Regions from separate parts of the Homo sapiens genome. Here region 2 is linked to region 1. The links are chromatin loops, found by intact Hi-C in ENCODE. Cell type or tissue: endothelial cell of umbilical vein. All regions are shown on one strand. Each heading gives the region's core, and the rest is flanking DNA. Links, peaks and the distances in the headings are about the cores only.

Region 1 (11,029 bases), core at 1,819-9,818:
TCTGGAATTATATACTCTCAGAATTATAATATGCTATTAGATTTCATTGTAATATTTGCTGCACAACCGTGAACATTCTTATTTATTTATTTATTTATTTTTTTGAGACGGAGTCTCGCTCTGCCACCCAGACTGGAGTGCAGTGGCGTGATCACAGCTCAATGCAGGCTCCGCCTACCTGGGTGACGCCATTCTCCTGCCTCAGCCTCCCGAGTAGCTGGGACTGCAGGCGCCCGCCACCAGACCCGGCTAATTTTTTGTATTTTTAGTAGAGACGGGGTTTCACCATGTTAGCCAGGATGGTCTCGATCTCCTGACCTGGTGATCCACCTGCCTCAGATTGTAAAACGTTTAAATCATAAAATGTTTTATGTTTTTATTTTTTAAATCAGCTGACTTTCAGATTCAAATTCTTATAAATCTTAAAGATGGTTTTCCAGAGGCTATGAGATACAGATTAGTCTATCTGTCCAGCACACACACACACACACACACACACACACACACACACACACACACACGAAAGAAAATGAACTCTTTTGGAAAGGACACTGCGGTACTAATGTGTCAGAGATTGTCACAAATCTTTTCTTCTTACCATGATCTAACTAGAGGCCGGGCACAGTGGCTCATGCCTGTAATCCTAGCAGTTTGGGAGGCTGAGACGGGCAGATCGCCTGAGCTCAGGAGCTTGAGACCAGCCTGGCCAATGTGGTGAAACCCCATCTCTGCTAAAATACAAAAAATCAGCTGGGCATGGCGGTGGGTGCCTGTAATCCTAGCTACTCAGGAGGCTGAGACACGAGAATTGCTTGAACTCGGGAGGTGGAGGTTGCAGTGAGCCGAGATCATGCCAGTGCACTCCAGCCTGGGCAACAAAGCGAAATTGTTTAAAAAAAGAAATCTAACTAGAACTGTCACTGAGCTCATCTACCCAGGTAACTCATTGTCCAGTGGTAACACTAATTACATTACACAACACCTTCCATGACTCCTCATCACTGATGGGATAAAACACAAAGCCCATCATGGACCAAACAAGACTTCATCTTCTGTCTACCCTACCTCATATTTCAAGCATTAGGTGGGCACATGGCTTCTGCTTCTTTGCACACACCATGCTGTTTATTGAGTCCTTTGTTCAGTTTATGCTTTTCCTTCAGGAATATCTTTTGTCCCCATTTACTCACAACTATTGATGCAAAAGCTTGACTCAAGCATCATCTTTTCTTCCTACCTCCCTCAGGTCTTCTGCTCTCTTCTCCACTGGTTGGGCGAGGTGACTCTGAGTTCCCATTGGACTCAATGCAAATCACTAAAAAGTACATTTATTTGTCTGTCCCTTCCAGTAGGCCGCAAGTTCCTATATTAATTATTAATCTTTGGGTTTCCCATTTTCTAGCTCAGTGATTGATATGTAGCAGCTGAAATAAATAACTGTTTATTTAATTAAATAGTATTATTCAAAAAATAGCTAACAATCTTAAAGGCTCAGTAGAATTTATTATGAAAGAACACAAATTCAAATCCTATTTTCAAGTCTAATGAGAGTGATAACTTGGATGTGGCTTCATTTCCATTCATGTGGGGTTACTACAAAATTGGCAAAGAAGCTTTGCAAAAAAAAGCAAGACATAAGGAATCAGGTAAATGAATGGGTACAGGTCCTCAGCTTCCCCTCAGCTCTTGTGTTCAAACAGCAGTCAACCTGGAGAGTGGGGAGCCAATGGGCTCCTTGTATTTGATAGCAGGAGGCTGGGGGTGAGGCCACATAAGCGCACAAGGGTCCATGCACCACCACAAATGGCAATTCTTGCTTTGCCATGAACACTCACTTTGGGGTTATATTTGTCAATGTGTCATCAGGCCAATAAGTGGCCTGGCCAAGGCCCAACCATCAACGTATCTTTTCAGGTGGTAGCAGAATGTGGCTTCAGTTTGTCATCAAATTCCAGACCAAATAACATCAGAAAAGCAGTAATTACGTCTAAAGTCTTCTGTGGGTATGAGTCTCCTGCAAACCACATGTCTACTTTCTAAAGATTTTCAGTAACACTATCCATGAGATTTACCATGTATGTATAATTTACCTGGGTCATGTTCAAGTTACAATAATCTAGAATTAAAATTACCTCCTAGATTCCAGCAATTAAGAGAACATCATATGTGAAGATGAGATCCCAATAATAAAAGTTCAGATTGAGGTTACAAAGAATTTATTTCCATGCTTTGTTAATAAAAACCTTAGAAACACGAAGAAGGGTCAATAGATGCAATTTTCCCCATGCCACGAGAGAGAGAATGTTTTGCATCTTAGTAAATGGTCTTAGGCATTTTTCCCCCCAAAAGTCATGCGTGTGTGTTGGGAAAGAAAAGTGGAGACCTCTGGTTAAAATCTGTGCTTTCTGAATATATAAATCATTATTCCAGGGATTCTTAAAATACACAGGAGTGCATAGTCTAGATGATGCAGTGTTATCCATACTGTCGCTTGGAATTATATAGGCTTTTCCTGTTTTCAGGCACCTACTTCAGGTCTTGCCATTCACTATACCATTAGTGATTTGAGTTTGGACTTCTGGAAGGTTATCAAGGTTGAAAAAAGTTAGCTGGAGAATTAGTCTATAGGGTTTAATGTGTGTTTAAAAATCTATGTCATAGTGGGTTGGATTTTCAAATCTTTCCCCCTCTCATCCTACCAGTTTTATTCCCTGTTCTTCCCCAACCAGCACCCTCTGCTCTGCCCACTGCTTTGGATTGTGTCCCCATTGTCTTGAGACCTTGTTGGGTTCATTTTTTTCTGGGTTCCTTTGCGCATGCTCTTTTATTGTAACTGGGCTGTCCTTTGCCTTCCTGCTTTATACATTTAAGATCTGGGCATTCTTCAGGTTGCAGCTCACTCACTACTTCTATTAATCTCCTTCAACTTCTCAAACAGGCATTCTCAAATATTCAAACTATTATGACAGTTGTCTGTTTTGCTTATTTTTATTTTCTGTAGTTATATTATTAACTGTTTCAGGGAAATGTTTTGGCCTTAGCAAATCTCCATAGTAACTTCCATCCTTGATATTCTGATGCTAGATTGTCTCCTTAACTAGACAGTGAGCTCTATAAAGGATGAGATTCATTTCTTTTGGAACCACTTATAATGTGTAGAACATTGCAATGTTCTATTAGGCACATAGGTGCCTAATAAGGATAGTATGAGTTGCAGAAAAAAATAGAAGTTTAAAAAATCTAAAAAGACATGTATTTTTCATGGTGAAGACATAGGTGCTCAGGATGTATACAAACCATTTGTGCTGAATTAATAAAGCTGACTTTGCTATTTAAACTTTTTCTAATCTACTTACACTTTCACACACTTAGTAAGAGAGAATGACTTAGTAGAGTCACAAATTGAATTCTCATCAGCAGCCCATATGGGGCACCTGAATTTTAAAAGCTACAGCTTATGTTAAATCATAGAATCTTGAGACCAAAAATCCTAGATAGACTAGCTGTCATTCTATATTTGACTTTGCTTATTTTCTCTTCTGAGGGAATTTTTGACTTTGCTTATTTTCTCTTCTGAGGGAATTTACCTAGGAAAGAATAAAAACATCACAAAGGAACAAGGGGAAGACATGATAAAGAGGGCGCACCACCTGTCTTAGAAAATGAAACAGGTCAGTGTTAATTTTCACCATTGGAAAGTGACTGACATTTCTGACATGATTGATGGTAGCAGTCAATGGGGTTATCAGTTCCTCCTCTAAACCATAGCCTTGGTTGAGCCCACTGCCCCCAGGTAAGCTGAGATTTCTTCTTAGAGAAATATAGCCATGGCATTAGTACAGACTTAGGGCTTAAAATTGAACAACGTGGATCATTCCAAGAACCACCAGGCCACATGTTAGCTTTTATGAGGTGTATATAATATGCATATAATCTTTCAATGAAAAACTTAATTTCATGAATTTGCTTTTTTAGTCACAGATTCAGCTTTCCTCAGTTGCTCCTTGTCTGGGTTTTCCTAACATTTTTATCTTTCTTCATTGCCATCCTGTTTGTGTCGATTCATCTGGTGCCTGTGCAGTCTTGGGGCTCACCCTCCCTCCGAGCTCCTGAGCTATGAGATCTGCTTCAGCCCCTACCCTACAGGCCACCTCTGAACAGGGCCACCAGCTGCATGCCACATCTGCCTGCCCATGGACTGCCCAAGGGCTTGCACCTGGTGCAAGATGATGGTCAGGGGAATTCACTCTCCACAGCGTCAATGTTAACCAGTGGGAAATAGGAGGAGGCCAGATAGAAAAATATCCTCTTTTTCCATGGGCTTTTTTTTTCCCCTAGGCAAAGAGTCTCTGTGCAGAGTGTGTCTGGACGCATCTGAGTAGCTGAGCAAATGCCCTGAAAGTGATCGGCTGTGTCTCTTTGGAGTTCCTTATGAAGCAGTTGCTAGCGCAGTAGTGCATCACTTTGCATTGCTTCTCATCCCTCCAGCTTTACTTACAGTTTTCCTTCCCCTTGTTTCCCTGGGATTGTATGTCCCAAATAAATCTTCAGAGCTTCATCCTGCCTCAGGCGGTTTTTCCAGGAAAACTCTGCCAAGATGATATAATAATGACTTGTTTATATGCTTTTCGCTTCTGGGAGACTGTAAACCCCTTGAAAGCAGAAGCTATGTCATATATTTTTGTTTTACTTCCTCAGTGCCTGACACAAAATAGGCCAAAAGTCCATTACCTATGACAGACTTCTATACGAAAATGTAGAAAATCATAGAATGAAATTGTTGTTTGTAAAATGGATACTTTCAAATATGATTATTATATGTCTTTAATTGTATTGGCTAATATCTAAAGATCATCCCATATATAGTAAATATAATGTGGTATTTGAATCATGAAGAAAGTACAAAAAAGATAGTTTTACTAAGCAGAGTTAAAAGCCCCAGAAGTATTTTTACCATTTTGTTATCACTAACAGTAAAATAATTCTTACGAAGAACTAACCTTTTTGAAAAATAGAAAAAAGAAAAAAATCCCAGAAAATTCAAATTCTGTGCAGTATATTTAAACATCTTAGGAGCTGGCCACCTCTGAAAGCTAAAGGACAAATAAATATCAAGTAATAAGCATTAAAGAACTTTGACAGGAAATAAAGGCAGAAAGCCCATTACTTTCATAAAAAGAGAAGCCTCAATAAAGCCAGACTGGGAATAAAGCAAATCTCATCACCCTCTGTTGAATTTGCAATAAACCACAGATGCCAAACATTCATCTCATTTAACTCAGTCGGTGCTTAGCTCGAATAGAGTACTTTAAGCCTTTCCCAAATTGGATTAATGATGGTGAAAGAAATCCTGCAATTAAACATAGGAGGATGGTGGGACGATTGTAAGCCCAGGGTAATTTATGGTTGAGAATATATTTTGATCATGAATGCTTCATGTCTGGGCTGTAAGATCTACTGTGAGCCCTACATGATGCATTCAAGTTTGGGCATGGATTAAACAACGTAAATGTTTTAGGAATTTACACCTTGATCCAACACTGTCTACCCTTTTATCCTTTATTTCCAGTTTTGTTTCCCTTTTATCCTTTATTTCCAGTTTTGTTTCAAAGTATTTGTTTGTATGTGTTGAAGGAGGGTTGCAGACCAATAGTCAATAGTGACACTGCACTTAGCGAAAAAAATAGCCCTTCCAGAATGTACATGGAAAATGTTTTAAATTTTAGAGTTCTAAGTTTAAACCTTTTAGGAAACCAGATCTTTTAAATAAAAATGGAGGTAAAAGAGATCCAGATGGGAAACAAGAGAAAAGAAAAGATACCAATTTTTATCTAACCAGAGCTTCATATGTATTACCTCATTTGAGTTTGGTAAGAATCTATCTTCTGGAGGGGATATGATTACTCCTGGGCAATTTCCTGGAGGAAATTGAGGCTCATGCAGTTTCACAGAAGCTGTCCTATTGCCTATGTCATGGCCTTGGTTGTTGGCAAAATTTATGATTTTTGTGGTTTCTTATTAAATGTCCTATTCTCATCCATAAGATAGTGGTGACTTTGCCAGTCTTTTACTTTCTACCATTGGATTTTGGTTTTAGTGTAAACTGGTGTGGCTTGGAGTATTGGCAGAAAAGAGCAGGAAGTAGGACTTGGATAATGTATTAGTCAGGGTTCTCCAGAGAAACAGAACAAAATGAATCATCACAGATATTGTAATCTCTGCCATCTCTGGAGGTTGGTTAGTAGACCATCAATATCTTCAGTATGATTCTGAGTTTAGTGAAAAAGCCAGTTACAGCCAAAGATGAGGATGATGCTTGAAGTCTTGCTTTCGAATTCTTCCTTTTGTTATTGCTTTGCTTCTAGATTTGGTACCAATCTTCAGGTAATTTAAATTTTTGATACGGTGTGATGGAAAAGCCACAGAGATAGGTTGCCTGGAAAATCTATCCAATTATTCTGCTTTCTGAATGCTTATCTTGTAAATGTATGTTACTGCAATATTCTCTACCAAAGGAATGTCGTCCATTCACCACTGACGAGTCAAGTGCTTTGTTTTCTAGGGTGGGACAGGTCTCATATATTGGAAATGGTTTATGTCTTGTAATATTTCACAAGGAAACAAACACTGAAATGTTATTCTTAAAAGTGTGTGTTGTGTGGTTGTAAACATCTTTGACATGGGGTCAAAAATCGAAGTAATCTTTTTTTCCCTTTTAACATATACTTTTTACTCTTTTCATTTCTTTCTGTAGTAACTGCAAATATCATCATGCAGAAATTTCACTTCTTCAGTTTCTTGAGCTATAGGTCACATTGCTTTTTTACTGGAATCTCTACCTGGCTCAGTAACCAAGGCAACAAATCCCTGGTTAATGACTCACTAGAAATTCACTGTGGAGGTGGCTTATTAGTTTTTTCCCCAAGAACTGGAATAAAAAGCTTGCTTGTGATTTTTTTCATCTATTTTCCTTTCTGTCTTACTTGCAATCCAGACAACCTAAAGTACACTTAATTAAAATCAATAGGCAAAAACATCCAGCACTTTAAAATACTATTTTGGGACTCACCGCATATGTATATGTAAACATAAAATATTAATAAGCTTAAGAATATTTTATTTCATGACTCCACGTCTTTCAATTTGCATGTGGATGAAAAATAAAAATAATTTTAAGACTGTGGTTTTAGGTTTAAGCAGCATCTTAGTCTTCTGAAAAATTGTTTGGAGAAGGCATCTTTTAGAAGGTACTAAACAAGTCTTAAGGGAAAGAAGAGAGAACAAGTAGAAATCTGACAGAAGTTTGAATGAAAAAGAAGTCAACTTTATGAAAAAGAGTAAATGTGAGAAGAAATTGATGAGAGGCAAAAAAACAAAAAATCCTTGGCATTGCCTAAAAATATTCTATAGTATGCAAAGATACGGTTTTAAAGATGAATAAACTCAGTTATATTTCTGGGAAAAGTATTTTCTACCAAAACATTTAAAGGGAAGCAAGAGGAAGAGGAAATGATAGAATGACATTTAACATATTTCTCAAGTGTTTACAATAGAGAAAAAGGCAGTAACACTGGTGAACGTGTTTACCTGGCTTGAAAGTGTTGAAAGGAATGGACCTCTTAAGAAAGGTGTCTAGGATCAGGGGAGACATTAACAGCAGGCTGTAACATGTTCCCCTCTGTGTGGGAGCTTTTAGTGCCATGTTAAATGAAGTAAATATAACTAAAATTACGAGTCAAGAAGTATTACCTCAGGGCCGGGCGCGGTGGCTCATGCCTGTAATTCCAGCACTTTGGGAGGCTGAGGTGGGGGGATCACATGAGGTCAGAAGTTTGAGACCAGCCTGGCCAACATGGCTACTAAAATACAAAAATTAGCCAGGTGTGGCGGTGTGCACCTGTAATCCCAGCTACTTGGGAGGCTGAGGCAGGAGAATCGCTTGAACCCAGGAGGCGGAGGTTCCAGTGAGCCGAGATCGTGCCATTGCACTCCAGCCTGGGTGACAAGAGTGAAACTCCATCTCAAAAAAAAGAACCGTTACCTCAAGGAAGTATTTTAGAATCCCTATTAAGAATTGAAGACAATGCCACTGCACTCCAGCCTGGGTGACAGAGTAAGACTTCTTATCAAAAAAAGAAAAAAAAAGAATTGAAGACAATACAACAAATTAATATTTATGAATTAACAAAAGGTTTTTATTTATGGCATTATAGTTGTTCATAATGTCAAAAAACAGATAATGAAAAAAATCACATAATTTTATTATATTGAGAGCTTGAGAAGAACACACTGAAAGTCAGTGGAAGTCTAGATACACTATTGGTATATTTATACATTTTATATTACATTGCTTTGAAAATTGTTTCTGGAAGAACAAACAAAGATTCTGTTTGATAGTCCCATAGGTGTTTGCCACTAGGAAACATCACGGCAGCATAATACGGAAGCCTCAGACGAATACTGCTATTGGGCATCTAAAAGTCACAAGGGGATGCGATACTACAAGTGGCTATGGACTGGTCTTTTCCCTCCTTGTTCTTGTTCTCTGACCACAGTTTTTCCTGGAAGCCACTCTGTCTTCCCTCTTAGCCTGCAAGTTTTGAGTCTGGAGCCCTGGGCTCCAGAGCTGGAGGCTTTCCCCAAGCTAAGCTATCAGCACCTGCCAACCTGGCCAGTCTCAACCAAGAGGACTTAGCCAAAGACTTTTTTTGAGCTTTTGTTGGCCTCTCCTTCCGGCACTGGACTGTGTGTGGTGGATCTGGGAATCCCAAGTTGCAAGAATCACTGCAGGGAGCCTGAGAATGAAGTCAACTCAAAGAAAGTGAAGAAAAGAGGGGATATCACCTGAGTCCTGAAGAAAGCTGTATCTGAAGTCACGACATCGTGTGGACTTTTACATGAGTAGAAAATACTTTTTTGTTTAAACTAGTTGGAGATGTTCTTCCCCCATTTGCAATAAAAAGATTTCTAACAGAGACAGAACTCTTTAACCACAGGTGCAGAGCTTCCTGAGGAGAGCCATTAGGGGTTGGGTAATTCTGTAATGAAGGCAAGTGTGGCTTCTGTAGATGATTTTTTAATTTTTTTTTTGGTTAATGATTGGGATATCAGAAAAGGCTTTAAAGGTATATACCATGTCTTCAAGAAGCCTGTATCTGAGTTAAGGAAAAAAGAATAATAGCAAGAAAATGAAAAAGCAATTAGGCACTATGCTCTGCTGTTCTGATTTAGTAAATGCACAAAGAATATTCACGGGGGTGGAGAGAGTGATTATTCACGAGAAGGCTTGGAGAAGGAGACAGGCAACATAGCAAATAATCAGAATACCTGGTTTAAATGCCTACATTATGCATGGGCCAAAAATTATTAGGGCAGATAGATTGTAAATTTTAAAATTTATTATAGTTTATTCCATTAGGATTAGCTATATTGGTTAATATTTTAGTAGAGAATAAATCATTAGTTCATTTAATGGCATGTAAACATATCAGAATTGTTTCAGTTTTTGGAACGTAATTTGAGAACTGGGATATCAAACTGAGAAAATATTTTAAATGCTTTTGTAGCAAATGTGATTGATATTCTTCACTGATAATGTGATTCTCCTTAAAAGAACAAACATTGTGGTTTTTGCCATTTGCAAGTGGTTCTGTGCTTTACAGATTTTTTTTTTTTTTGCCTTTTGAGCACCTATAGCAGATTTGCTGTTATAAGAAATATTTATTTTTCAACTACTTTGTTCCTCTTGCTGAAAGTTAACATTGGAATAAATTTGAAGGTCAGTCAGAAATTATAAATTCTGATCTTTTCATGCATGAGCAGAGGTCAAATACTTCTTTATTTTAAACTGAATAGGCAAGGCATAGAAACTTTGGTGGGTGGTGGCCAGGTGAGGTGGCTCACGCCTGTAATCCCAGCACTTTGGGAGGCCAAGGTGGGTGGATCACCTGAGGTCAGGAGTTCAAGACCAGCCTGGCCAACATGGTGAAACCCCATCTCTGCTTTAAATACAAATAATTAGCCAGGCGTGGTGGCGGGCGCCTATAATCCCTGCTACGTGCGAGGCTGAGGCAGCAGAATCACTTGAACCAGGGAGGCGAAGGTTGCAGTGAGCCAAAATCATGCCACCGCACTCCAGCCTGGGCAACAAGAGTGAAACTCGGTCTCAAAAAAAAAAAAAAAAAGAAAATCTGGCGGGTGGCAAAAGGCAGTCAGCGAGTTAATTGGGAATTAATAGAGAGTCTTCTTACTGAAATACCAAAAGTATAAAGGACCTTAACACTGTTACTAACTTCCAGTAAAACATGAGTGGATGTCTTTTTTAGGGATGATAATAAAAAAATAAGTGAAACATACACTGAGAGACTATTGGAGACTCTGGAGAAGTATAACTACAGAGTTTAAGTCTGAAGGCTGACTCTGGTATGAAAACGGATGCAATGAATTCATAAATTAAAAGAACAGATTCTGTCTTTAATGGCAGCAAAAAAAGAATAGAAAAGAGGTAAAAAATACAGTGAGCAGAGTAGCATTTGTGTCAGAAATGTTCATTTATTGTGTGTTTGTCTTATTCATTTCTCTTGTAAAAAAGAATCAGAATATCTCGGTTATATTGAGTTCTTTTGAACAGAGCAGGTAACTCTGTGAGTCAAGTCCCTGTTTAAACTTACATTTAAGTTAAATGGAAATATGACAGTGTAGGAAGATTCCCTGGGCAGGATATTAAAGTATTTTTTACAGCTGTCAATAAAAGTACCTAAATGGTGAAATAAATTCTTTCCCATGAAATAACTGATTTGCAGAAAATAAAAACAAAGTTGATATCATCCTGCTGGTTGCGTTATTAAGCACCAAGAAGTGGCTCTTTTAGTTGAGATATGTCATACATAAAGAACAAAACTAACGGACTATCAAAGTAGCTCAGTCACAGGGCATCTTATGTCTCTGGGAACTTTACCAGGAAGTTTCAAAACCCTGAAGTGAAAATAAACAAGCCATCAAAGTTCTGTAAATCAGCCCAGCAACTCAC
Region 2 (11,029 bases), core at 934-8,933, 57 kb after region 1:
CGGAAAATATAAATCTATGTATAATATACATTTTTATTCATAGGAAATATAAAAATACATGTAATGTTACAAATTAGACTTGAGTTTATATTTACATATGTATATATTTAAAATTAAGTGAAAAAATAGGATTTTTTCACTTAATGTTATATTATTATGACGGATTAAAGATCCTTTGCCAATCCTTTTATTAAAAGAAAATCTTCAGCCAAATTAAATTTAAAGGAGTTTAATTGAGCAGTGAATGATTTGCGAAATCAGGCAGCCCCCAGAATCGCAGCAGATTCAGAAAGACTCCAGGGGTGTCTCATGGTCAGAACAAATTTATAGACAAAAAAGGTAAAGTGACGCACACAAATCAGAAGTGAGGTACAGAAACAGCTGGATTGGTTACAGCTTGGCGTCTGCCTTATTTGAACAGAGTTTGAACACTCAGCAGTGTATGACTGGTTGAAGTATGGTTGCTAGGATTGGCGCTGACTAAGGGATTGTTACAGGGCATACTCCTAAATTAGGTTTTCAATCTTGTCTACCTATTAAGTTAGGTTGCAGTTCATCCACAAGGACTCAAATATAGAAGTACCAAGTCCTTCTCAGGCCATATTTAGTTTGCTTTAACACTTCCATTGAGAAGCAATCTCTTTTCCCCTCCCTTGAAACAAGGTTGGCCCTGGGATTTAATTTGATGAATAAAACACAGCAGCCGAAGTGATGCTGTGTAATTTCTGAGACTAGGCCTTAAGAGATCAATGGCTTCTGCCTTTGCTGCTTAGAACAGTTCTTCTTGTGTTCTAGTCCCCATTCTTCCAGGGAGTGTAAGAAGCCACATGGAAAGGCTCATGGAAGATAACCCAGGTCCAGGCACATGAGGGTGGCCATTTTGGACCTTCCAGACATCCCAAAATTGTAGCCAAAATCATGCAAAACAGGAGAGTCACACAGTCAACCCATAGGACTGGGAGAAATAATAAACTGTTATAGTTTCAAGGCATTAGGTTTTGGAGTGATTTGTTATATAGCAACCTGACTGAAACAGAAATATTTTCATGCTGCTAAAATCTTTATAAACATAATTTTAATGGCTTCATAATATTGCATTAGATATACACACTATAATTTACTATTTTTCTAATGTTAGACATTTAAGGAATTCTTATTCTTTTCTATTATAAAAATGTTATAAAATAATATTTGTACATAGAAATCTGAGGATGGAATTGAGATCATTTCCTTGAGCTGGATCTCTGGAAAGGGTATTATTGCTTCAAATAATGTCAACCTTTATAGGACCATTGGTAAAGCTTTCTAAATTGCTAAGTGGCTTCTGCTATATCTCTCTTTCCTTTTTCTTTCTTTTTTGTTTTTGTATTTCCTTCAGGAACTTGTTCTACATAATTTGTGCTTTGTGCAGTAAATTGAAGTTTTCTCTGTGGGCTGGTCATGGTCTATTTTTGTAAACATCTGATTTATGGAAGCATTTTCTATATCTGGGTTACAAAGTTCAGTATTTATTAATGTAACTTTGTTATATAGTTCAATTCTTCCTTGCCCTTATTTATTTTTTATTCAATTGATTTTTCAAAGATGGATAGTAGTGTGTTAAAATATCTCATGATTGTATAACTGTCATTTCTACTTTCACTTGTTATAGTTTTTTTGCTATATATTTTGATGTCATGTTATTTTTTGCAAAAGATTCATGCCTCTGTCTCATTCATCCATTCACCATTTATCAAATGCTGGAGATAAAAAGGTAAAAAGACACAGTCACTCCTCTAGAAGAACTACAGAGTTGTGGGGAACCCCACCAAGACAAATGATGTCAGTTGAGAGGGTTGCAAGAAAGGTGAGGGGGTTAGGCAGAAACCTAAACCAGGTTGGATGGAGAGAGGAGAGCTCCTGGAGGAAGTATCACCTAGTGGAGACATTGCCTTCTTATGAGTTGCATCATTTCGTCAAAGTGATTCTCTGACTTGTTTCATTATTTCTTCTTGAATTGTACTTCATTTCACAATTTTACCACTATATTTCCATTTTTTTGTATGCTGCATATAATTGGATTTTCTTATAAAATTTAACCTGAGGGTATGACTTTTAGTAAAACAAATACTGAGCTCCTACTGTTACCGGTGGAGGGTGTCCAGGTTCCTGGCGTCTTGAACAAATAATTGGATAAAACGCACAAACAAGGCAAGGAAGGAATGAAGAAATTTATTGAAAATGAAAGTACACTCCACAGTGTGGGAGCGGGCCCGAGCATAGGGGCTCAAGGGCCCCGTAAACAGAATTTTTGGGGGTTTAAATGCCCTCTAGAGGTTTTCAATAGTTACTTGGTGCATGCCTTATGGAGAGGATATTTCCTGTCATAGCTGAAGTGTGAGTCGGCCATATGTTCCCTGCCTCCAGACCCTATTTTCCTGCCTGACTGCTATGTGCCAGGTGCCTGGCTAAGCCTGGGCATAAAGGACAACTGCTCCTCAAGGAGCTTGCAGTTCACTGCAGGAGTGGCAAATAAAGAAACTGACAAAGCACAAATGAAGCCCAAAGGAAAGGTTCCTAGTCTAGACATAGTCTTAAACCCTGAGAGATAAGTAGGAGTGATGAACTAGATGAGGCAGGCAGACAGAGATGGGTGTTGGGTAGACAGGACACAGCATGTCCTCTGGCCAAGAGCTGAGAGAGCACGTGATCTGTTTCAGAAACCACAAGTACATAGTCCCCCCTTACCCACAGGGATACATTCCAAGACCCCCAGTGGATGCCTGAAACCATGGATAATATCGAACTCTATATATACTATGCTTTTTTCCTATACATACATATTTATGATAAAGTTTAATTTATAAATTAGGCACAGTGAGAGATTAAAAACAACAGTAATGAAATAGAACAATTATAACAATATGCCAGCATTGCTACTCTTGTGCTTTGGGGCCATTATTAAGTCAAATGAGGTTTACATGAGCATGCGCACTGCAATACTGCAACGGTTGATCTGATCACTGAGTTGGCTGCTGAGTAATAAATGGGTGGGGACCTGAGGCAGCATGGAGACACCGACACAGGGATAATTCCCGTCCCAGGTGGGATGCAGTGGGATGGCATGAGAATTCATTATGCTACTCAGGACGATGTGCAATTTAAAACTTAGGAATTGTTTATTTCTGGAATTTTCCACTTAATATTTTCAGATTGTGGTTGATCGTGGGAAACTGAAGCCTGTAAAGCAAAAGTGGATTGCAGGGGACCACTATAGTTCAGCATGGGGGATCACTGGGGCTGAAAGACAACAGGAGTGAGCGGTGGGAGTTGTGAGATGGAGGTAAAAGATGGGGGCAGATCATGATGGACCCCAAAGGAGGTTTAACTTTAAGTTGGTGAGTGGCACGACTGGATTAGCTTTTGAGTGGCTCCTTTAGCGATAGTGTCTTCTGCCTAACAGCTCTGATTCCTGCTCTTCATCCTGACTAGTACTGACTACTGCTATGAGATACTATGCTAGTACAGTAGCAATTTCTACTACTGTGTAACTCAACTTACTTTTAATTTTGACTTGCCCACGGCACCTTTCAGCGCAGCTTCTCCATTTTAGTTACCGCTCCTGAGGGCCTGAATACTTCTGTAATTTCAAATTACAATGTCAGAGATCAAGAATCAGATCGATTCAGATCGTTCTCACGAGAATAGAGCTTTTTTGCTGTTGTTATCACTAGAATATCTCACGGAGCACCAGATGTTCTCGTGCATTAATGGGCTATTGCGTCCTGGCCCTCAGTTTCAAATCCCTTGTCAAATACGTTCCTGGATGCCCACTTCTGTACTCATAACTTCTTAGGAGACATAGGAGAGAGAACATTAGGGCACGTAAGAATCTCAGGGGATTTTATTGAAAACTTTTTGAAGGTTAGCAAACATTGAAACAGGTTATACCCAAACTTAAGCTCAAGTAAGGAAACTTATAAAAATTTTTACATTACCCTACCTATGTCCATGATATCTTATCTCATGTTCTTCCAATGATCCCCACTGCCAACTCCATGACCACTCACATTTCACAGTGGACAGTTATAGCCATTGGCAAAAGACATAGGGTGGGAGAACTCTGATATTTGCTTTTTCAGGGGTCTTATGTAGTATATTTTTTCATTCATCATTATATAATGATTATTTCACCAATTTAGACAGCTAAATTAACGATGTCACCAACTATTCAGAACACCCAGGACCTCTGCCATAACGTATCATCACTCCTTACATTACGTATCAAAGAGTTCAAATTGCCTATTTTTGCATATCAAACACAGTCAAATTAAGTCAATAGGGCCTCAAACCACTACAGAGGAAAAAGGCAAAGTCTAGGAAAGGGCATTATAGGCCACTGAGCTGGAAAAATAAAGAAAAATCGTTAGAGAAGTTAAAGAAGACAATAAAAGGAAAGACATCCAGTGTTCACAAATTGGAAGATTTATTATTAAGATAGTGATGAACTACAGATTCAAGGTGAACTACAGATTCAATGCAGTCTCTATTAAAATCCCATTGATAATTTTGAAGAAATAGAAAAATCCATCCTAAAGGTCATAATGGAATCTCAAAGGACCCCAAGTAGCCAAAACAATCTTGAAAAAGAAGAACAAAATTGGAGGTCTCACACTTCCTGATTTCAAAACTTACTACAAAGCTACAGTAATCAAATTAGTTTGGTACTGCCATAAAGACAGACATATAAACCAATGGAATAAAATGGAGGGCCCAAAAACAAACCCTCACATATACAGTAAATGATTTTTCAACAAGGTTGTTAAGACCATTCAGTGGGGGGAAAGACAGTCTTTCAACAAATAGTGTTATCCAGCAATTCCATTTCTGGATTGTATCCAAAAGGATAGAAAATAGGAACTTGAAGAGATTTTGGTGTACCCATGTTCATAGTGGCATTATTAACAATAGCCAAAACATGAAAGCAACTGAAGTCATCATTAATAAATGAAAGGATAAACAGAATGTGGCAAATTCATGCAACGGACTACTGTTCAGTCTTTAAAAAGGAAAGAAATTCTGACACTTGCTACATCATGGATGAAATTTTTTTGTTGATGTTGGTCAAATGGTATGTCCTTTTAATTTAAATTTAATTTAATGTAATCAATTTTTAAAAACTTTTATTTTAGAATCAGGGGGTCCATAAGAAGGTTTTTTACAAAGGTATATTGCGTGATGCCAAGGTTTGCAGTACAAATGAGTCTGTCACTCAGGTAGGGGGCACAATACCAAATAGATAGGCTTTCAACTCTTGCCCCACTTTCTCCCTCCCTCTTCTTGTACTCCCCAGTGCTTATTGTTCCTATCTTTATGTCCATGTGTACCCAATATTTAGCTCCTACTTATAAATGAGAACACATGGTATTTATTTTTCTGAGTTAGTTCACTGAGGATAATGGCTTCTAGCTGCATACAACGCGGACGAACTTTGAGGCCATCATGCTAAGTGAAATAAGCCATTCACAAAAGGGCAAACACAGCAATGATTCCACGTATATGAAGTATCTAGAGTAATCAAATCCCTAGAGACAGAAAGTAGAATGGTGGTGGCCAGGGGCTTGGAGGAGGGGGTAGGAGTTATTGTTTAACTGGTACAGAGTTTCAGTTTTGCAAGATGAAAAGAGTTCTGTGGATGAATGGTGATGATGGTCGTACAATGTGAATGTCACTGAAATTTACAGTTAAAATGGTTAAGATAGTAAATTTTAAGTTATGTATGTTGTACATACATACATTTCAAAAAAGATATTAGACTAAACTCAAGGTCTTTGAGATTTGGGATGAATTTTAGATCCATGGTTATGACAGAGAATAAGGGAAAGTGGGAAATTAAATTTTTTTCTTACCATTCTACATGGCCCACAGTAAAGATCTATAGAACATTAAACTTTTCTATGATTAAGATTAGCCCTTTGCAACAAACAGACAGTAACACGATTAAATAATGGGCGAGTCATGTGTTCTGCCAAGGACTATTCCTCATAGGATCTTAGGTAGGATATATCATCTTAGAAAAGAATGCTTTGTGTGTTTGGCACCAAGACAGGTGTGCTATGAAGAGGAAGTGTGTTTTAGGGTTGAGGGGAGAAAGGTGGAAGTTTAAAAGATGTATTTTAAGACAAATTGTGTTCAACATGGATATGTCAAACATGGCACATATTACTACGCTCACAGATGAGTGAGCATAGGAATAAGAAAAATCCATTCTCACTCTTTTTCAGTTACCGAGAGCCTCGGCGCATACATCCTTTTAGAATATTTTCTACCCTGAAAGGATATTTCTATTATTTATCTTTAATAAAAACTCTTAGTGTACATTAACTTTTAAAAAATGTAATAATATATTTGACTCTTTCTATGTTGGAAAAAATAATTCTTGAACATCACCATAATTGGTTTGTAGAATTCCACATGATAGAGGTGCACAATTTACCTAGTCAGTTCTCCATTATTGGACCTATAATTTACTTACACTTTCACAGGGAGCATGATACGATTTGCAGTTTTGAAACATCATGCCAGTAGCTTGCAGTCAAGTTTAACTCGGCCACTTCCTAGCCCAGCAACTTTGGGCAAACCACTTAACTTTCTGTCTCATTTTCCTTGTTATAAAGTAATAATAATAATGATAATTATAAATCTAATATTTATTGAAAGCTTATTATGCAGTAGGTATGGTGCCAAGTGCTTTTACATCCATTGTGTCTTTTATACATTAAACACAGGCAGTAGGTACTACTGTTATTACCATGCTAGAGATGAATGCTGACTTAGGTATCATGCCCAAGGTCATACATCTAGTAAAAGGGAGAGCCAGGACAGTACCTGCTTCAGAGTTTCCATGACGACTAAATGGGAAAATATATGCAAATGTATTTTTAAAAGTGATTTTTCCATGTAAACCCTGAGATGACTCCTGCCATTTTCATTGGGGAAATAAAATAGTGGCCGGAAGGTTTAGAGAGTTTTTTTTTTCTATTTTTAGAATAAAAACTAAATTCTGAAGCATGGTTCACATCACCAGTTTGCTTAAATACTAGGCAATCATTTCCTGTGGTTGCCAGGATTAAACACCAATACCTCACTGACAATTTCTAGTTTGACCTAATGGCTCTGACAATTCAACTCCGTCCCTCCCCATGCTATATGCCTCAGCCAGAGTGGGTTCCCTACAGTTTTCTTCTTTTAAATTTATTTTTTTTTGATGCATAATAGATGTACATAATTTTGGGATCCATGTGAGAATTTAATACATTCATATAATTTGTAAAGATCCAATCAGTGTGCTTGGGATGTCCATCACCTTAAACATTTGTCCTTTCTTTATGCTAGGACTATTTGAATTATCTTCTACTTATTACGAAATATACAATAGATGACTGTGAACTAGAATAACCCTACTGATCTCTTTAACTCTATGTCTTATTTCTTCTATCAAATCACATATTTGTATCCATTTATAAATTTCTTTTCATCTCCCTCTTCCCTACACTTTTCCGAACATATCAATTTGTCTTTCCTCATCATCTTAGCATGTTTTCCTCTGTGTCTGGAATATTCTCCACCAGTCTCTAATTATTGATATTCTTTGAAATGATCTCAAGTGCCAATGTAGCCATGAAATCCTAATATTTACAAATGAATATACATTTCCACTTCTGCTGTTCTGAATTGACGCTCACCTTACTGTGCCTTTTATTGTGAACATTCATTTCCTGGTGTGTAGGTGCTTAAAAGCCAGGATTAATGTACCAGCCATTTGGCATCTCTTTCAGAACCTGAGATTTAAAGAACTGGAAGAAAGCCAATGTGTGGGGATGTGTGTACGTGCACACATGTGGGAGTTCTGAGGGAGCGATGGATCATTTCGTTAATTTCTTTCAACAGCACCCAAACAAATTATTAGATATCTGCCTTGTGAATTTTGCCTTAGGAATGTTGTTCCTTTCAACGAGAGAAATTGAAACCAGAAAATACCAGGTCAAATAGGAATAAGGAAAGTTACTGTCACTTAGATGTAATTAAAATCTAGCCTAACAGTGAGAGGAGGTTCCAGCTGGGCTTCCTGGGTTGATTAGGGGCTCAGAAAGCTGTGAAACTCACTCCTTTCCTGCATCAGGACTTACTTTGGTCCTGGATGAATAATATTAAAGATATGTGCTTAAAATAATATTCCTAACATCAAAACTTGGGCATGTGTTTTCTTCCCCCAAGAAAGCTATAAACAGCGAAACTTTTGCTGTAAGCTTCCCTGTGTCCTCGCTCCCTCTCTCCCTTGCCCCTTCCCTGAAACTAAAAGGAATGTTAAAAGCCCATTTTCCTGCGATCAGCAGACCTTATCTATGTCCCAATTCCAATTCCTTGTCAACACAATCTGTAAAGTCCTGTGAGATCCTGTCTCCTTTGCCATGCCGCTGCAAGGTCATAAAGCAGGTAAAAGTTAAGTTACCATGCCGGTTTTCCTCAAGATCTAAGACATCTTAATCGTCTTTGTTTCTTGCTCTGGTAACATCTTCCCACCTCGGGTATTTCCCGCCTTAAAGAGTTTAAAAGGTGATCAAAAGATCTAACACTGGCTACCCGCGGGGGACCCTTCCGCGCTGTGGAAGCTTCCTACCGTCACTCTGCTCAGTGAAGCCCACAGCCTTTTTCTCTCGGTCCGATCCGTGTCTCTGTCACCGCGGGCTGCCCTCACACCCAATCTTTGGCGTCGCTAAAGCAGGAACCTCCGGCGTGACGGGGGCACATACCACCCAGCCCGGCCTGGCCAGGCAATCGGACTCGATCTTCAGATGATCTTACAATTGGTCACAAATAGGGGTCCTGCGAGGAGAGAAAGCTTTGTCAAGCTGACGTCTCAATCCTGTTTTGAATGAATAGGCACAGGACGGACTCATTACGTCAGCACTGTGTAGGGCCGCAAGCTTCCTGCTCACCTACAGAGAATACATACTGCTGCCTTCCTCTTTGGCTTGCAATTTTACTCAAGGACACACACACACACACACACACACACACACACTCCCACACGCTGGCCTTTCTTTGACCTACTTGTCTCAGAAACCCCTTCTTCAGGAAAAAGTTTTTTCTGACTTTTGAAAATGTAGCCTAAGTAAGGGATGAGCAAGGCTTAGGCTTCTGCCAAAATGGCGGCTGTGGAGAGAAGTGGCCGGATATGGAAGGCTCCCCCTCTCCAGCGCTAGTCTCCAGCCGCCATCTTATTCAGGCCCTCGTTGGTTTCTCACCCAGATGACTGCAACAGCTTTCTCATTCGTCTCCTGTCTGATGCCTCCCTTTCCAACCAACCTGCACATGGCTACCAGACAGATATTTCTAAAATTCAAGCCTGAACGTAACACTCCGCTTTTGAAGTGGTCCAATAACGTTCCACTACTTTCAAAATAAAGTTCGTAATAAGTTTAGCATGCAAGCTTCTCCATTATCCAGCCCCTAGTTCTGGCTCCTGCATCATCTTTAGATATACGGAACCTCTAGCAGCGCTGGGATAGGGTCATGCCTTATGACGCTCTATGGCTTCCCGCATGTTCTTCCCTCTGCTCAGAATGACTTCCCACCACCTGTTTTCCTAATTAATGTGTACTCTACCATCACATCTCTGCTCAATATCACCTCCCTTGAAAGGAATCCTGGTGCTCCTAATCTGATTTACATACCCCTGGCTACCCAAGCAAGAGCTAAGATAATTACCTGACCCTTGTGCCTATCCCAATTCATTGTGAAATTCTTGAAGTCAGGGAGTATCTTGTTCCAATTTTGTACTGAATGAATTGCTAAGGTTCAATCATCAATGGAGATGTAGTTGATACTTATCAACTACAATATGTTAAATACAATTAAAATTTTATTATTCAGCATTAATTGATTATATGAAATAGATCTTGTAGTTTTTTAAATGTACAGCTTTGTTGTAAATAATTTACAGTTATTTTAAAAGTGTTAGCTGCTGTCTGGCTTGGTGATTCCCTGACTGCTCAATCCATTGTCCCTTTGTTGTAGACGTTGCTCCTTTGTTGACTGAGGCATTTTCCAGCCATCTGTTGGCACAAATGTTGGGCATCTTGGAAACAGGAGCTAATAATATAAAAACACAAGATAAATGATCACACTGAGAAATCACCGTATTTGCCTCCTATGCTGCTGTAAAATTAGTACCACCTGGGGAACTAAAGTGTTGCAAGTGAATCTTAAGCTCCATGAGCAAGTGATAATTTAGTAAGGGCTGTTTTCAAAAGAAAACACTTTGACAATAGAAAGTTTCTGTTGTCATTTAGGGTTATAGCCATTACAGGTAATTTTAAATATTCTCTACTGTTCATTTTTAATTAAGTAATTTGCACAAATTTGGAGAAAAATCTGACTAGCCTGATTAGATTCTTAGGATTACCAGTAGGGTTGTGAGAAGATGATTTCTGAATTGTGACTTTTGTTTTTAGTAAAAAAAAAAAAAAAGTGAGATCCCTGCTTATAGTTATTTTAACCAGTGTTGCAATGAGTGGCATGTAAATGATTTATTTTAAATAATTGATGGAAGAGCCAAGGAAATAAAAAAGGGTGGACCATTGGGGCAATATAAACTGAAAATAGTGAAACTTTGATATAGTAGAATCCCTCCATTTTGCCAGATAGATACACTTACTGAATTTTCATGTAAAATAAGTAAGAAATATTTTAATTTTAATTTCAAAATAAATGAGGTAATGAATTTAATAGAAATCTTAATAAATTTCTTCTGTTTGTGTAAAAAATAACTCATGTCAATATGCACAAAAATGTACATGTTATCTTCTCCCATGAAAAAATAGAAAATATACGAATAACATTTTTCAAAGGCCCTATTAAGAGAAAAAGAGAAATAACATAACATTAATAATGTTCTGTTGAAATAGAATAAGGTAATTTTGTAAAAGAACAAGTGTGGTTTTACTTGGGGAAATAAGAAATGACTGACGTCTTATTGAACCGATGG

The links. Hi-C counts contacts between places; a loop is a spot of excess contacts. Peaks named below come from ENCODE experiments on the same cell type or tissue, not always from the same donor. Only the 100,000 strongest peaks of a DNase experiment are listed, where the experiment ranks them.
Region 2: it touches region 1 in a loop (4-fold over the local background); 2 of 110 quality-filtered maps call a loop at or near these places.

What each region holds. Positions count from the first base shown.
Region 1 is chr18:2,406,725-2,417,753 of GRCh38, reverse strand. No RefSeq gene overlaps it. Among named protein-coding and RNA genes, the nearest start is that of METTL4, 160 kb to the left of the region's middle. RefSeq lists a silencer at 4,458-4,658. In endothelial cell of umbilical vein, for the core only: no CTCF peak of the experiment used is centred there; a DNase peak (open chromatin) is centred at 6,133.
Region 2 is chr18:2,349,060-2,360,088 of GRCh38, reverse strand. LOC105371961 (a long non-coding RNA gene) reads right to left here and starts at 9,509. Exons shown (of 4, transcript XR_935097.4): 1 at 9,288-9,509; 2 at 8,660-8,865. RefSeq lists an enhancer at 8,305-9,504. In endothelial cell of umbilical vein, for the core only: no CTCF peak of the experiment used is centred there; no DNase peak of the experiment used is centred there.